2 separate regions of the Homo sapiens genome follow, and region 2 is linked to region 1. Evidence: chromatin contacts called from ENCODE Hi-C or POLR2A ChIA-PET data. All regions are on one chromosome and are shown on one strand. The core of a region is the stretch at or near the end of the contact, and the rest is flanking DNA. Distances in the headings are between cores, read along the strand shown. Region 1 holds the start of TUBB4B (tubulin beta 4B class IVb). Region 2 overlaps EXD3 (exonuclease 3'-5' domain containing 3).

Evidence for each region. Hi-C counts contacts between places; a loop is a spot of excess contacts on that map. ChIA-PET counts read pairs that join two places held with the same protein, here RNA polymerase II (POLR2A). Pooled maps may share reads with other maps.
Region 2: a loop to region 1 is called in a map of B cell, with 19 times the contacts of the local background. The contact joins the enhancer-like site here to the promoter of TUBB4B in region 1. A Hi-C loop is called at or near these places in 1 of 168 maps with a recorded cell type or tissue (B cell) and 6 of 50 pooled maps. POLR2A ChIA-PET finds 5 or more read pairs at or near these places in 9 of 52 experiments (AG04449, GM12878, HEK293 and 6 more).

Annotation. Positions count from the first base shown.
Region 1 is chr9:137,239,706-137,242,910 of GRCh38, forward strand. It overlaps TUBB4B (tubulin beta 4B class IVb), which reads left to right and starts at 1,582. Exons shown (of 4, transcript NM_006088.6): 1 at 1,582-1,712; 2 at 2,016-2,124; 3 at 2,206-2,316; 4 at 2,791-3,205. The coding sequence starts at 1,656. RefSeq lists silencers at 607-1,426, 1,757-1,986.
Region 2 is chr9:137,325,504-137,329,141 of GRCh38, forward strand. All of the region lies in intron 17 of EXD3 (exonuclease 3'-5' domain containing 3), which reads right to left. Among named protein-coding and RNA genes, the nearest start is that of NRARP, 25 kb to the left of the region's middle. Within about 2 kb of position 1,373, at least 3 of the 41 ENCODE cell types and tissues checked have a DNase peak (open chromatin) inside an H3K27ac peak, as active enhancers do; they include B cell, where a contact is called at or near this core.

The sequences.
Region 1 (3,205 bases), core at 332-2,831:
GAACCGGGGAGGCAGAGGTTGCAGCGAGCTGAGATTGCGCCACTGCACTCCAGCCTAGGCGACAAGAGCAAAACTCCATCTCAAAAAAAAAAGAAAAAAGCTACAAAAATGTAGAAGGCACGGCGGCTCATTCCCGTAAATCCGAGCACTTGGGGAGGCCGAGGCGGGCGGATCACTTGAGGTCAGGAGTTTCAGACCAGCTTGGCCAACATGGTGAAATCCCATTTCTACCAAAAATACAAAAATTAGCGGCGTGGTGGTGGGTGCCTGCAGTCCCACCTACTGGGGAGGCTGAGGCAGAAGAATCGCTTGAACCTGGGGGGGGGCGGGGAGCCAAGATCGCGCCACTGCACTCCAGCCCGGGAGACAGAGCGAGACTCTGTCTCAGAATAATAAATTAAGTAAAATAAAAATGCTGCAAAAATACAGCCCGTTTGTTTTTAAACAGGCGCAACCACATGTAATTCATTTTAAGTTTCTTTTCCCACCCAAGTAAAAATCAAGTCATAAATTAGGAAAAGCATTAACAGAAGTATGTTTCAGCCCCAGCGCGCTGACCTGTGGTTGGAATACCGGCCCTGGAGCCCGGAGGTCGGGGCCCACCCGCCGAGGGAGGTCTGGGCGCTGTCCTGGTCTCCACGGAGCTCGCGCACTCACGGGGCCGAGGCACCAAGGCGACCGGCGCAGAGCCAGCGCCGTCTCCACAACAGGGCAGGGCGCGCAGCTGCGGGGGAGGCCTCGCCCCTCCGCTCCCCTCCCCTGCCCTCCGCCCCGGCCCTCGGGGCGCGGCGTCCCCCACGTGCTCCCCTCACGCGACCGCGAGGGCAGTGGGCGTGCGGCACCCGGGAGCAGGAAACTCCGTGGCCTCTGCGGCTCTGTGGAGAGCTCCCCTCCACCGCCGCAGCCCCCGAGCCCGTGTATCTTCCTGCCTTTAAGGCATCGCAGCCTCCTCGGCCTGGAGGCCCCGGGCTCGCTCCGTGCGGACCCCGCTCCAGAACCCGCCCAGCGCGCAGATGCCGTGTCCCGGCGCAAGGCCAGAGAGGGCGCAACTCTGGACGTGGGGCCGCCACCGAGCCTGCCCTTCCCGGCTCCCGAAAGGCCCCGGGCTCAGAGCCAAGACTGCGCTTGCCCGAGGCCCGTCGGGCCCGCCCTCCCTCGGCGCCCCCAGCGCAGCTGCCCGCCGCCCGACCGGAAGCCCGCACTCGCGCCTGCGCCCCACCCCGTCCGCGCGCCGGCCGCGGCACTGCGGCGGTTACCAGGACGCTGAAGCAGCGCAGCCAATAGCGCCAGCCTGGCGGCGTGCTCCCGGCAGCCAGCCAATGAGACGGCAAATCAATCATTTGAAACACCCAATGGACGGAGCACTGCGGCGCCAGGAGGGGGATTGTGATAGGGAGATAGGAGGCTGCGGCTGACCAATAAAGACCAAACTGGCTTAAAAAGGCGGACCTTAGGCAGCTTGATTGACGGGGGCAAGGCCAATCAAACGAGGGAGCTTGCCAGCCTCGTTCTGGCAGCCCATTCCGAGACTAGCGGAGGCGGGCAGGGAGGGTATATAAGCGTTGGCGGAGCGTCGGTTGTAGCACTCTGCGCGCCCGCTCTTCTGCTGCTGTTTGTCTACTTCCTCCTGCTTCCCCGCCGCCGCCGCCGCCATCATGAGGGAAATCGTGCACTTGCAGGCCGGGCAGTGCGGCAACCAAATCGGCGCCAAGGTAAGTTGCCGGGGCGCTGGGGCCAGGCGGGCCTGCCGGGCGGTGTGGGCGGGCGGCCGGGGAAGATGGCGGCAGCAGCGGCCGGGCGGCGCCCCCGCATTGCGGCCGCCGGGCCCCCTCCGCGGGGAATTGGCCGAGCCGGGCGACCGAAGCCCCCAGGAACCCGGCGGCCAGGGCGCGCGGGGCGGGGGAGGGGCGGGGAGGGCCGGGCTGCCGCGCCCGTCCGGGGCGGGGCTGCCTCCCTGCGCACCGGCCGCGGTGACTCAGCCCCGGCCCGCCCGGGCCCGCCCGCGTCCCTTGTAGTTTTGGGAGGTGATCAGCGATGAGCACGGCATCGACCCCACGGGCACCTACCACGGGGACAGCGACCTGCAGCTGGAACGCATCAACGTGTACTACAATGAGGCCACCGGTGAGGCCCCGGCCCCTTCCCCGACCGCCCTCCGGGGACCCCGCGGCCCCTGCCTTGGCTGACGCCCTCCCGTCCCCGCAGGCGGCAAGTACGTGCCCCGCGCCGTGCTCGTGGATCTGGAGCCCGGCACCATGGACTCCGTGCGCTCGGGGCCCTTCGGGCAGATCTTCCGGCCGGACAACTTCGTTTTCGGTGAGCCGTGGCTGGGGACTGGGCGGCGGCTCAAAGGTCAAGGGGCTGCTCCAAGGGCACCGCCGTGGGAACTGCGCAGCCGGGGCCCCTGGACGCCCTCCTCTTCTCTGAGCCACTCAATCCCCTCTACTAAATCGGCTTTGGGAGCAAGGTCCAGCTGTCTGCCGAGGCGAGGAGCCGCCACACACGTAATCTCCCTGCAGGGAGCTGAGCTGGGGCAGTGGCTGTTCCTCTGTCCTTGGGAATTGGCAGTGGCCCCCCCGGGGAGGGGTTTGTTAAGCTGTCAGGTTTGGCCCCTGACTTAATTCGTAGCAGGGCAGGCTGCCGTCTTTTGGCTTTGAAGGGTCCGTTTGCTCTACCTCCAGGGTGAATTCTGTGGTCAGCTCACACCATGTCACTCGGCTTTTTTCGCATGGCGGTGACCAGTAGTGCTGTCTACCTGGCTGACAAATGATTAGCTGTGTTCTCTCACAGGTCAGAGTGGTGCTGGGAACAACTGGGCCAAGGGGCACTACACAGAAGGCGCGGAGCTGGTGGACTCGGTGCTGGATGTTGTGAGAAAGGAGGCTGAGAGCTGTGACTGCCTGCAGGGTTTCCAGCTGACCCACTCCCTGGGTGGGGGGACTGGGTCTGGGATGGGTACCCTCCTCATCAGCAAGATCCGGGAGGAGTACCCAGACAGGATCATGAACACGTTTAGTGTGGTGCCTTCGCCCAAAGTGTCAGACACAGTGGTGGAGCCCTACAACGCCACCCTCTCAGTCCACCAGCTCGTAGAAAACACAGACGAGACCTACTGCATTGATAACGAAGCTCTCTACGACATTTGCTTCAGAACCCTAAAGCTGACCACGCCCACCTATGGTGACCTGAACCACCTGGTGTCTGC
Region 2 (3,638 bases), core at 123-2,622, 86 kb after region 1:
CTCACTGCAAGCTCTGCCTCCCGAGTTCAAGCGATTCTCATGCCTCAGCCTCCCAAGTAGCTGGGACTACAGGCATGCACCAGCACACCCAGCTAATTTTTGTATTTTTAGTAGAGACGGGGTTTCTCCATGGTGGCCAGGCTGGTCTCAAACTCCTGACCTCAGGTGATCTGTCTGCCTTGGCTTGCTAAAGTGCTGGGATTACAGGTGTGAGCCACCGCACCCGGCCAAATCGTTAGTTATCTTTAAGAGTGCAAGACCAACTCAAAAACATCAGAGCTAATACTATAAAACTCTTAGAAGAGGCTGGGCAAGGCGGCTCGTGCCTGTAATCCCAGCACTTTGGGAGGCTGCGATGGGTAGATTGCTTGAGTCCAGGAGTCCTAGACCAGCCTGGGCAACAGAGCAAAACCCCATCTCTGCAATAAATAAAAAAACTAGCCAGGCGTGCCTGTAGTCCCAGCTACTTAGGAAGTCGACGTGGGATGATCACCTGAGCCGGGAGGTCAAGGCTGCAGTGGGCCGTGTTTGCGCCATCAGACTCCAGCCTGGGCTACAAAGTGAGAACCTGTCTCAAAAAAAAAAAAAAAAAGACTCTTAGAAGAAGACACAGGGGAACACTTCCTGGCGCTGTATTTGGCCAGGATTTCTTCGATATGACACCGCAGCAAAGGCAGCAAAAGAAACACTGGAGCGACTGGACCCTCATTACAGTGAAATGTACACGTAGGACACTCTGGAGGAATAAAACACCTCAGGGTGGAGACGTCGGTATTTGCAAATCACGTATCTGACGAGGGGTTGATATCCAGAGTATAGGAGGAACCCTATAATTCAACAACAGAAAAGCAAATAATCCAGTTTAAAAATTGAAGGGCAGGGCACGGTGCCTTACGCCTGTAATCCCAATACTTTGGGAGGCTGAGGCGGGAGGATGGCCTGAGCCTGGGAGGCTGAGGCTGCTGTGAGCTGTGATCGTGTCACTGCACTCCAGCCTGGGTAACAAAGTGAGACCTTATCTCAAAAAGAAAAAAAACAGTTGGCAAAGGACTTAAATAGACACTTCTTCAAAGATATACGCGTGGCCAATAAGCACATGAAAAGATGCTCTACATTATTCGTCATGAGCGACATGCAAATAAAAACCACAGTGAGACATCACATCCATTAGGGTGGCCTTTATAAAAAAAAAGGGAAATAAATGTTGGTGGGATGTGGATAAACTGAACTCTCATGCGTCACTGGCGGGAAGGTAAATGGTGTGGCCGCCGTGGAAAACAGTGTGAAGGTTCCTCAAGAAGTTAAACACAGAGTCAGTAGAGGATTCAGCAGTTTCACCTTTAGCTGTATATGCAAAAGAACTGAAAGCAGGAACTCAAGCACATCCTCATACATCAGTGTTCGTAGCAGCCACATTCAAAAAAAAAAAGGAAGGACGTTCCGACACAGGCTACGTCGTGAATAAACCCTTACGACACGCCGAGTGAAAGATGCCAGATACAAATGGGCAGATACTATATGATTCCACGTCTACGAGGTACCTAGGACAGGTCAATTCATAGAGGCAGAAAGTGGAACAGTGGCCACCAGGGCTAGAAGGAGGGGAGGGGAGATAACTATTGGTACGGAGTCTTTTTTTTTTTTTTTTGAGACAGAGTCTTGCTCTGTCGCCCAGGCTGGAGTGCAGTGGCACGATCTTGGCTCACTGCAAGTTCTGCCTCCCGGGTTCACGCCATTCTCCTGCCTCAGCCTCCTGAGTAGCTGGGACTATAGGCGCCCTCCACCACGGCCCGCTGATATTTTGTATTTCTAATAGAGACAGGGTTTCACTATGTTAGCCAGGATGGTCTCGACCTCCTGACCTTGTGATCCGCCCGCGTCGGCCTCCCAAAGTGCTGGGATTACAGGTGTGAGCCACCGCGCCCGGCCAGTATGGAGTCTTTGGGATGATACCCAGTTCTGGAAAGGGGTGGTGGTGATGGATATGTGATACAGTGAATGTGCTAATGCCACTGAATTGTACACTTAAAAATGGTTAAAATGGTCAATTTCGTGTTATGTATGTTTTACCACAAAAAGAAAGAAAAAAAGGGAAACAGAAAGTAGTTACTTCGTGGTAATAACAAATATACACCCATATGATGAGTAAAAACAACCAATATATACCTATATGATGAGTAAAAAACTGATATACACTCATATGATGAGTAAAAACAACAAATATACACCCACATGATGAGTAAAAACAACTAATATACTCCCATAGGATGAGTAAAAACAACAAATATACACCCACATGATGAGTAAAAACAACTAATATACACCCATATGATGAGTAAAAACAACGAATATACTCCCACATGATGAATAAAAACAATGAATAAACACCCACATGATGAGTAAAAACAACTAATATACTCCCATATGCTGAGTAAAACAACTAATATACTCCTATATGATGAGTAAAAACAACTAATATACACCCATATGATGAGTAAAACAACTAATATACTCCCATATGATGAGTAAAAACAACGAATAAACACCCACATGATGAGTAAAAACAACTAACATACTCCCATATGATGAGTAAAAACAACTAATATACACCCATATGATGAGTAAAAACAACGAATAAACACCGACATGATGAGTAAAAACAACTAATATACACCAATATGATGAGTAAAACAATTAATATACTCCCATATGATGAGTAAAAACAACAAATATACACCCACATGATGAGTAAAAACAACAAATAAACACCCACATGATGAGTAAAAACAACGAATAAACACCCATATGATGAGTAAAAACAACTAATATACACTCATATGATGAGTAAAAACAACGAATAAACACCCATATGATGAGTAAAAACAACTAATATACACTCATATGATGAGTAAAAACAACTAATATACACTCATATGATGAGTAAAAACAACTAATATACACCTATATGATGAGTAAAAACAAAAGTAAAAACAAACACAACTGGTAAATAAAGTAAATATACGGGAAAAAACCAAAGGAAACGGGTCAAAGGGAAGAAACAGACTAGTTACACAGGAGCTACACGGGACTACACGGGACTACACGGGGCTACACGGGACTACACGGGACTACACGGGGCTACACGGGACTACACGGGACTACACGGGACTACACGGGGCTACACGGGACTACACAGGGTCACACGGGACTACACGGGACTACACGGGACTACACGGGGCTACACGGGACTACACGGGACTACACGGGGCTACACGGGACTACACGGGACTACACGGGGCTACACGGGACTACACAGGGTCACACGGGACTACACGGGACTACACGGGGCTACACGGGGCTACACGGGACTACACGGGACTACACGGGGCTACACGGGACTACACAGGGTCACACGGGACTACACGGGACTACACGGGGCTACACGGGGCTACACGGGGCTACACGGGAGCTACACGGGACTACACGGGGCTACACGGGGCTACACGGGGCTACACGGGAGCTACACGGGGCTACACGGGGCTACACGGGGCTACACGGGAGCTACACGGGACTACACGGGGCTACACGGGACTACACGGGGCTACACGGGGCTACACGGGGCTACACGGGAGCTACAC